Linked DNA regions of Homo sapiens: region 1 is linked to region 2. A link is a loop called in an ENCODE intact Hi-C map of the cell type or tissue named here. Cell type or tissue: prostate gland. All regions are shown on one strand. Each heading gives the region's core, and the rest is flanking DNA. Links, peaks and the distances in the headings are about the cores only. Region 1 has its middle 29 kb from the start of LINC01814. Region 2 has its middle 82 kb from the start of LINC01814.

What was found. Peaks named below come from ENCODE experiments on the same cell type or tissue, not always from the same donor. Only the 100,000 strongest peaks of a DNase experiment are listed, where the experiment ranks them.
Region 1: a loop joins it to region 2, with 9 times the contacts of the local background. A loop is called at or near these places in 5 of 110 quality-filtered maps.

Annotation. Positions count from the first base shown.
Region 1 is chr2:8,552,286-8,557,668 of GRCh38, forward strand. No RefSeq gene overlaps it. Among named protein-coding and RNA genes, the nearest start is that of LINC01814, 29 kb to the right of the region's middle. In prostate gland, for the core only: no CTCF peak of the experiment used is centred there; no DNase peak of the experiment used is centred there.
Region 2 is chr2:8,499,216-8,504,598 of GRCh38, forward strand. No RefSeq gene overlaps it. Among named protein-coding and RNA genes, the nearest start is that of LINC01814, 82 kb to the right of the region's middle. In prostate gland, for the core only: no CTCF peak of the experiment used is centred there; DNase peaks (open chromatin) are centred at 1,546 and 3,256; H3K27ac peaks cover 1,976 bases.

The sequences.
Region 1 (5,383 bases), core at 164-5,163, 53 kb after region 2:
TATAAACTCAGCAGCACACGCACAGAGGGTGTAGAGAACAATGGGGGCGAGCACAGGGAGGGTGCAGCCGAGTCCCCCTTTTCCACACTCGGGGGTGAGACAGCGGGGCCTCAGATGCAGATGTGAGAAGCGGATGTGAAGCAGATCTGGGAGGGCCTCAGCAGCCTCACACAAGACCTCCTGACATCAGCATACACCCCGTCTTCCCGACAAGTTTCCCTTTTCCTGGTCCCCATTAGAGAACACCCACATTACTCATTGCACAGTTACCGTTGAACTTTCTATTCTGACGTTCTCTTTTCACACTCGTTCAGAAATACACGCTGGTACCATTTCATTTGCTTTTAAATAGCACGCCGAAGAGGAGACATGCCCAGTGGTCTCCGAGTCATGCCCCACAGGATCCAGGTCATTTGCCTAAAAGGCAGAAGTCAGACCTGGTGAAAGCTCACAGGTAACAGCCGGGGGGCCGCCCTTGCACCTGGCATAGGCCTCACCAACCAGGTGCCTGTGCAGAGGTCTCTTAACTGTTTAAACTAAGGTAGGTTTTTCTGAAAAGCAGCCTCTCTCAGATTTTTTGGCCTCAGGACCACTTTGCCCTCTTAAAAATTATTCAGCATCCTCAAAAGCTTTTGTTCATGTGAGTTTAGATTTGATGGCATTTGCTGTTTTACAAATTAAAACTGAGAAAATTTTAAAATATGTATCAACTTGTATCAAAAATAACAATAATTCATGACATGTAAACATAAATTTCATATTTTAAGAAAAATAACTACATTTTCTTTCTTTCTTTTTTTTTTTTTTTTTTTTTTTTTGAGACAGAGTCTTGCTCTGTCACCCAGGCTGGAGTGGCAGTGGCCCAATGTCAGCTCACTGCAACCTCTGCCTCACGGTTTCAAGCGATTCTCCTGCCTCAGCCTCTCCAGTAGCTGGGGTTACAGGCGCCCACAACCATGCCCAGCTAATTTTTGTGTTTTTAGTAAAGACAGGGTTTCATCATGTTGGCCAGGCTGGTCTCGAACTACTGACCTCAAGTAATCCATCTGCCTCGGCCTCCCAAAGTGCTGGGATTACAAGCGTGAGCCACCGTGCCCCAGCCACTATACTTTTCAAAACAAAAATATCAGTGAGAAGAATGGCAATAATTTATGCCTGTTCAAAGCTCCTGGGTGTCTGACTTAGAAAACAGCCAGGTTGTCAGATCTGCTTCTGCCCTCAGCCTGGGCCATTAGATCACTTTAGCTGAGGCATGTGAAGAAAATTCAGCCCGAAACAAATATGTAGCTAGAAAAGAGGGACATGTCTGTAATAGACTTTTCAGACAATTGTGGCTATTCCTCTTCCATACTATACCAAAATTCAAATCATGATAGTTTCTCATAGGTTAGCTGCACTGTTGAATGAGAACCCATCTCACCTATTTTTTTTATATGACTACATTAAAATCTATTAGCTATCCTGCACTTTGAATAGATCATTTGTTTACCCACTCATGATTTTGCAATAAATGTATTGGTCATTTGGCAAATATTGATTCACTGACGTGTGATCTATCAAACGTCAACACATTTCATTACACAGCCAGTGCATTAATATGATCATGAATTCCATCAGAAAAGTCCGGAGGTGTTAGGAAGCTATCAAGCTCACAGCAATGGATACAAGTTTTCTAAAATTTTAATTTTCACACGAAAGGTCTAATTGTATGGCAACAGATACTATCAGTTATTTTTCCTGAAGCCACAGGCTTACTTCATTTATTTTCAAGAAAATGTCTGCCAAATATCCAAGTCTGGTTAACCTAGTTTAGGTTACAGAAGTCCCTCTCAGCTCTAAAAGGCCAGCCTCTTACAGAAAGTTCTGAGGGTCTTAAAGTTCAGGGCAAAGCAAAAAAGAGACCTCCAGGGAGATATTCCCTGCAAGCAGCTCCCAACAGCCCAGGGAATGACGATTAATTTGAACCGCATTTTCCCAGGGCATTGGTAAGAGGTCAGCCTACTCCACAGCTGATCTCTAAATCCCAAACCCAGCATCCAGTGTAGAAATGATGAAAATGGCCAATACATTCTTCTGGCAGTTGGTGCAGTGCTCAGTGCATGAAGGTTGAAGTAACCGTGCAGTGTGGGGCACCAGCCAAGACGCCGTTTCTACCTGGGGGCTGTCTCACCGTGCAGGAGGCGCGTTTGCTCCACAGTTTACTGTCAGCATCATACATACAGGTAACCAAAACCCTTGTCAACGGCCACAGGCAACCATCAATAGTGAGCACAATGTAACCAACGAAGGCTGGGGTGTGAAGAATCCAGCCAGCCTGATAGGCAGGGCACCATGCTGCAGTCAGGAGACCTGGGTTCCGGGGCCAGCCCTGCCTCCAACATGCTAGGGACCATGGCCAAACCACTTAATGTCTTTGCATGGGCTTCTTTGCCCTATAAAATGGTCAGGGGTGAGGTAGATGAACTCAACAGGTGCTGAAATTCTCCTCTAAGAAGTAGAGATATAATTACAAGATGTCAGCGCATAATATCATGTGTACCCACCCTAAAAACTCCATGAACCCCCAATGGACACACAAAAAAAATCATTGCTTACAGGTAATATTACTTTCTAACCAAAGTTTTATTTTAGAAATTTTAAAATATTGTCATAACCGAGAAGAAAAGTCTGTAGGATGGCAGGTGATGTTGGAGCGGGGTTAAACAAATAGACCACTGGGACATGTTAGAGTCTAGAAACAGATCCATTATAAATGGAAATTTAATATGTGATAAGGGAGGCTGAAGCAGCTTTAAAACATATCCACAAATTATTTGACATTTCTCCCATTGAGAAGTGAGGTTTATGTCCCCTCTGTTTGAATCTGGGTGGACATGTGACCGTCCACCAATGGAAGTGACATGTCTGACTTCCATGGTGAGGTCACAAAAGGCCATGCAGGTTCTTCCCTGTTCTGTTGCAACACTAGCTCTTGGTGTCCTAAGCTTTCATGAACAATTCAGACCACCCTGAGGCCTCCATACTGTGAGGAAGCCCAAGCCATATAGATGCCAAGTTAGGCACTCCAAGGACTGTTCCCAGCTGAGCCCAACTTTTGAGTCATCCCAGCCCAGGTACCCAAACACGTCAGTGAAAAACCCTTAGATGATCCCAGTCCCCCACTGTTCACACCACCCCAGCCACTCAAGTCTTCCTAGCTGAGGCCCCAGACATGGTAGAGCAGAGCCAGATAATCCCCATTCTGCCTAAATTCCCAGACTTCAGAGTTCACGAGCAGAATCAAGTTGTGATTGTTCTGTGCCACTAAGTCTAGCGGTATATGTTCTGCAGCAATAGATAACCAGAACAGTAAATGTTTCTAATCACTGAAAAAATACCAACCTTTCAAAAAGTGATAGAAAGACTTAGAAATTATTTTTAAAATAATTTAAATTATAATAAATATTATACAATATATAAACAGTATAAAGTATAAAATATTTTAAATAATTTTAAAATATTATTGTAAATATTTTAAATTATAATTTTAAAATATTTAAAAATAAATTTTAAATGGATTCATGAAATTTTATTATAAAATTATTGAAATAAATATATAAGAAGCATTTTTTAAATCTAGGGATGGAAAAGTGCTTCATAAGTGTTACTCTCCCTTCACCAGCAAAAAAAAAAAAAAACCCAGATGAAATAAGAAAAAGATTGACAAGTTTGGTCACATAAATATAAAAATGTTATGACCAAAGGCACCATAAACAAAGTTTAAAGCTAACTTGCAGAAAGGCAGAAAGGATACACAGCATGGATAACATCTACAGTATGGAAGAGCACCGACACATTCTAAAGGACCAACAATTCAAAAGAAAATAAAGCAATGAATATCAGCAGATAATTCACAGAGAAGATATATAAATAAAACAGTAATCATATAAAAAAAGATGTCAAACTTTATTAGCAATGAAGCACATCCATATCAAAAAAAATTCAAAAAACCCAAAAATATATTTTACCCATTATATTGCTGAAAAGTTATACCGATAGGAACATATAAAAGATGTACTATTATATGATTGATAGGAGTGTAAATTATGGTAGTCTTTTCAAAGGACAACATTAAATCTATCAAAATTTTAATCTTCACACTTTTTTACCTAGTGAGAAATTTCCAGTTGTCTATGTCATGGAAATATCCCCATATGCCCATATGTGCAGAAAAATGTAGGTAAAACGATGGTAACTGCCGCCATGTAAAAGCAACCGACTGAAATAAACCTGAATACTTATCAGTAAGTGTTTGTCCAAATAAACTTCGAGCAGACATATTATAGATTATTGTGCATCATTTTAAAATAATGAGGCAAATGTACACATACATATTTAGAGGTTAAGAAAAATGCCTGGGAGAGACACCCTGAATTGTTCATAGGGATTATTTATGGGAGAAAGCAGGTCGGGCGATCATGATTAGAAGAGCATTTCCCCTTTCGCTCTATGCTCTTCTGCATTGTTTCTTCATTTATATGTATGAGAGCATGTGCATGAATTATCTGTGTAAGTGTTATCAATTAGAGACTTTTAAGTTTAGGCATAAGAACCTTTTAAGTCTTCTTTGTGAGAGTCCATGATCCATAATCCTGGGTCCTCCGGAGCCCAAACCCACCCCACCTTGCCAGCAGCCAAGTTTCTCTGTACTTCAGGAAGCTAAGCTTCGGGCCCCTCACTGACCTAGGCCCTTTCTAAATAGATATTCATTTTATACCTAATTTTGTATTTAAAATTTCATATTTTCATGTTAAAAAAAATGAGCCTAAAAGTACATCAGTTCCAGGACCTGCGAATTTGCACCCTAAAATCACTCATGCTGGTGTCACAGCCCCTTTCTAGAGCAGAACAGCAAAATCTCCAGCTAAGGCCTTTTGTAGTGCCTTCCTACAGACTGAGCAGCATATGAGATGCTAGGGGAAAAAAAAGGGGGGTGGGCGGGGAAACCAAAAACCAATCCCCAGAAAAGGAAAAGCTACCAATAAGTAGACATGAATTCAATGAAACCCCAAAGAGTCCTTCACGGGGTGCTGAGAAGCTGGAACAATTGTACAGGAAACACCATTTACCTAGGACCAGACTGTCTACAGATAAATGTGAAATATGAAGAAAGTAAAGGCAGCCCCTCTGAAATTAGCATAAATAAGTAGAAACTCTTTTGTTTAGAATGGGAAAAGGACACCCATGGAAACCCATAGGAATCTAGAAGAAAATCAGATCTGTCTGAGGATGAATTGTAATTCTCCAGTCTCAGTGGCAGGCTCACCTCACTATGGAGATAGGAGATAAGTGCACCAGTGCCTGAAGTTAGTAAGCATTCAAACCAAATCACCTGCTCTCTGGC
Region 2 (5,383 bases), core at 170-5,169:
CCACAATATTTACCATAATTTTATCTACTGACATGTAGAGTGTCAGCCCCACCCAGAGACATACTGGGGCCTCATTCACCTCACCATAGGATGTCCATGTTTTCAACAAGGTTGCTTGGCCCGTTTGACAAATTATATATCACCGTGCCTTCTCCTTCCACTGAGAGGAGTATAGAGAAGTGGTTGATAGTGTGTGTCCTAGAATTGGATCACCTGAAGCAGATTCCAGCTCTGCATTTTGCCAGCTGTGTGCAAGTCACCTAATACCTTCAGGCTTGGGATCCTCATCTGTAAAATGGCAAGTCATGATCGCTAATTTGTGGGCTGCTCCTAGGAACTAAATGTCATCCTGCAAGCCCAGTGCATGGCACATAGTAAGTGATCAATATACTGTAGCTATTGATGCTCTTTTCTGTTGATACTCGTGCGATCTCTGCTGCCTACACATTTGTGTGGAGTGTGAAGTGGAAAGCCAAAAGAACAGGAGAGAGGAAAGCCAACTGGCGTCCTGCGCTTGACAGCACAGACCCCAGTGAGGCAGCCCTTCTTATGCTGGAAGGGGCCCCGGTCACATCACACGCTGCCTTGGGAAAGCATTGTTCCTATCACATGAGCCAGGTGAGAGGGGAGGAGAACACACAGGAGCAGCCACGCAGTTTCCTTCGGGAAATTAACAAGCGCTTCACAGTCTCTGCATAGCCATAAAAGAACCTCTGCAATCCCCTTCGGACCTGTGAGCTGCCAGAGGGGTCTTCTTGAGCCTCGGGGCTCATGGCTGGCCTCAGCCTCCAGAAGTAGAACTTGATGCCCTTGGGCCAGCTGGCTTCTGGTTTCCCCAAGGCACCAGCCCTCTGTACTCCTCAGATCCCGCTGCTGCCATGTGACAGCTTCAGGAGCCAGGCCTCACCTCCCTCCCAATTAGTTCATTGTGGGAAGGCCCCTGACACAAACAGGGATCCCATGCTACTGTCCTTTGCTCAGCACATCCCTTAAATGTGGCCCCCATGTGCCCCGAACCTTTAAGAGAAGCTGGGGCTGGCTGTCTCTGTGCTCCCTAGCGCCCAGCACCCTCTGTCCCAGCCCTCACACAACTACATCATCACCACTCCCTCACTCTGATGTCCCCTCCTAGGCCTAGAAGGCCCTAAGAGCAGGAGTTGCATTTTCTAATCCACGTATTCTAACCAATGTAGATGCTGGATAAATGAGTGAAAGAACACAGGGAGGGAAGGCAAGGAGGGAAGGAGGGAGGGTGAAATGAAATAGAGGTTCCTAGAAGGTGGATCGCCTTTCTGCCTGTGATCTCTGCTCGTCTTGTTCCTGTCTGTTGCTGAGTCCTTGCCAACCAAGCGCTGCAATTCACCACCTGCGTACCCTTCTTTTCCTCTACAACTGAGGGAAGAGACTTGTTAGGATAGTTCTGACCTAGTGTATTTAACCAGAGAAAGAAATTACCTCTCACTTCCAAGTGTTTCTTGACATAATCCTTTGGCAAACAGTTTGTTAGAAGCCACGAGTAACAGAACAGCGAGCCTGTGTACTCAGGCTGTTGAGCAAACCTTGACCTGAGTCACTAGAACTGGAAGACAGTTCCAGTTTTTTGAATGTGAGCAGCTGTAGCTCAAATTTCAGCAGGCTAGAGGAGGTGGGCAGGAACATCAAAACATGGGATTCTTAGGACTAAACTCCTAAGTCCCAGGTACTGAGAACCTGAGCCGCAGGTAGTACACACCTGAGTGCCAGGTAATGCAGGTGACGCACACCTGAGCCCCAGGTAATGCAGGTGACGCACACCTGAGCCCCAGGTAGTACAGATGATAATGCACACTTCAGCCACGGGTAGCAAAGGCAGTTCACAACTGAACCCCAGGATACTGTACACCTGAGTCCCAAGTGTTGTAACCCTGAGTCTCTGGGTGCTGTGCCCCTGGCTGCCAGGGGTCTATACCTCTTGAGTCCTGGGGTGCTGCAGGCTTGATGCCTACCGGATAGTAAGTCATTTCACCAGAGAACCCACACTTCAGAGTCTGACAGTCCGAGACGCACTGTCACAACTCTTGCTCATGTGATTCTCACCACAGTCCTGTGAGCTATTGCCATCACTTCCACTTTACATAAGGGGAAACGGAGGCCCAGGGAACTTAAGCAGCTTACCCAACAGCACCTGTAAGGGGCTGACAGCGCCAGGACATCAGTCCAGGCCTTTGGATTCCAGACCTCACATTCTGCCTGCCTGAGCCACTCACTCATCCTGCTGATGAGAATATAAGTCGGCACACACTTTGAAAAGGCGCTTATAGCCATGTATAGCCAAAGGACTTGAAGTAAATATGTTCAGTACTTTGACCTGTTAAGTACCTTCTGGGAAGCCATCCAAATGAAATACCCCAGAATATGGGGAAAAAAACCTTTCTACACAAAGATGTTCATTGCTTTATTACTTATTGAGAATATACTATATTCTAAAAACTTGCAAATTGTCTAAAATATTCAACAACAGGAAAGTGGCAAGTACATTAAAATATGTACATTAAACTATGCATTTATTTAAAAGACGCTATTTAGAAAAATACAGTAAAAATGTGGGAAAATAGATTAAAACTTTAAATGAGGACAGGAGGCTGCAAACCTGGATGTATACTATTATTCAAATATATATTATTATTCTACAAATTTATTTAAAACCATTTATTGAGCACCATCTGCATACCAAATGCACTCTACAGGTATTAAGGATAAAATGGAAAATGAAAAAAAAAAACTTAGACTCTATCTACTGAAGCCTACAATCAATGGGTAATTACAACTCTGTGAGAAAACTAATCAGTAGGGAAAAACAGACCAAAACAAAATCTACCAAAAAGTAACGGTAGTTAATTTCTGGTTGTGAAAATACAGGTGGTTGCTTTTTCTTCTCTTTTTGTTCTTTTGCATTTTTAACCTTTCAGCAATGAACAAGTGTTGCTTTTTAAAAATAAGACTTTATTTTCATTCATTCTTCTTTTTTTTAGATGGAGTTTCACTCTTGTTGCCCAGGCTGGAATGCAATGGCTTGATCTCAGCTCACTGCAACCTCCATCTCCCGGGTTCAAGCGATTCTCCTCCCTTAGCCTCCGGAGTATCTGGGATTACAGGCATGCACCACCATGCCCAGCTAATTTTGTATTTTTAGTAGAGACAGGGTTTCTACTGTCCACACCCAAGGCTCTTGGACAGATTCCAGATGCCAGGCTGAGAATCTTTGCAAGTCCCTGTTAGCTGGCCCAGTGCCCGCCAGGTCATGGGAATTCAGCAAACGACCCCAGTGGGGGCAGTGTGGCCATCTGAAGAGGCCTCAGCTTTGCACGACACAGAGTGAATGATCCCAGCTCAGCCCCTTCCTGGCTGCAAAACCGTGGGCCCTCCAGTCCTCAAGCCCCTCTGCATTCATCTTGTGGGATGAACTCCCCCACAGAGGGTATGGACAGACGTGGTGTGCACAGTGGGTGCCCTATTAGTGAAGGTTATTATTTGTTGAACTTGGTTGAACCCAGGCCACCTTCGGCAGCTGCCCTAGTCCAATCCTTCTTTTCTTACTTCCACTTGACAAGTGTCATTAAGCCCATGTATCAGACTGTCTCTGAAGAGTAATGCTGGGGTGTTTGATGGTGATGACAATGATGTCCAAGGATCTGTTAAGCCACATCCACATGGCCTGGCAGTGGCTGCGTCTCCCTTCCGAGAAAGACCCCAGAGCAAGTCCCTTAGGAACACTCCCTCTCTAGGAAGGCACTGCCATGGAAAGATCATGGCAGGGGCTGCCAGGTCTAGGAAGTTCTCAGCACACGTGGGCCGGGGAGGCAACTGACCTTCCACGCCCAGCATCTTGTGGAAGGCATGATGCACTGCCAGCCCTGCTTCCCCTCCTCTGCGCTCCTCACCTGGGCAACCTAAAGAAAGTGTGGGTGGAGTTGGCACTGCATCCATGGTGGAACATCAACAATGCCGGTGATGAGGGTAATTTTCAGATGAGTTGAGATAAGCCTGCTGCGTTACTCTCTGACCTTCGCCGTCATTTTCACACAATAGGTGGATGATAATGTTGAGCTGTGTCTAAGAGCTCCTCCAGACAGAGAGGAATGAGCAAAGGCAGCATGAACCCAAACAAACAGAAGCAATTTCAGCTGCAGAAGTCCTTCAGGGCTTAAAAGCATTGTTTGCTACGCATTAGGCATTTCTGAATCTGAAGAGAATCTTTTTTCTCTCCCTTTCCTATTTCTCAAATAAGGATGATCTAGGGAAAAATATCAGGGGAGTGGAGGTCAGGAGAGGAGTGTGTGGATTCAGCTCTGCCTGGGGCAAGGCGCTTTTTCTCTCTGCCCCCCTTCCCCCCATTTCCATCTGTAATAAGGCACAGGCTGGACCAGACATGCCTCCAGTGCCTGCTAGCTCCACCAATAAGGACCGTGAATAACACTTATTCCCATTCCCATTTTACTGGTTTCCGAATATGAGAAGATCATTGCCAATTTTTCTCTTTTCTCTTTCAACACTACTGTGATGGTTAATGGTGAGTGTCAACTTGATTGGATTGAAGGATGCAAAGCATTGGTCCTGGGTGTGTCTGTGTGGGTGCTGCCAAAGGAGATTAACATTTGAGTCAGTGGACTGGGAGAGGCAGACCCACCCTCAGTCTGGGCACCAGCTAATCAGCTGCCAGTGCGGCTAGGATAAAGCAGGCAGAGGAACATGGAAGGACGAGACTGGCTGAGTCTTCCAGCCTCCATCTTTCTCCTGTGCTGGATGCTTCCTGCCCTCGAACATTGGACTCCAAGTTCTTCAGTTTTTGGACTCTTGGACTTCCACCAGTGGCTTGCCAGGGGCTCTCGGGCCTTCGGACACAGACTGAAGGCTGCACTGTTGGCTTCCCTACTTTTGAGATGTTGGGACTCGGACTGCTTCCTTGCTCCTGGGCTAGCCGATGGCCTATTGTGGGACTTCACCTTCTAACCGTGTGAGTCGATTCTCCTTAATAAACTCCCTTTTATATATACATCTGTCCTATAAGTCCTGTCTCTCTAGAGAACCCTGACTAATGCAACTACTTCATAAGCCACTCTGCTCTCCTTCTACCACACTTACCTGCTCACAGGGCAAAACCTGTCAGGGATGTGGAGCTTTGTAGGGCAGACGAACCCACCAGCCTCCCATGCAAGGCACCCGAGAGGGGTTAGAGGTAGTAAGGAAAAGGGCTAACGGAGGTGGCTCCTGGATAGACAAACACCAGTTCCAAGTCCTCAGGCCCCAGAAACCTCTCAGGACCCAATCTCATTTGTTCAACTCCAAGTCAACCATGACCCATGGAAAGCTCATGAATCCGTGGTGGCCAGCAGGCAAGAAACAA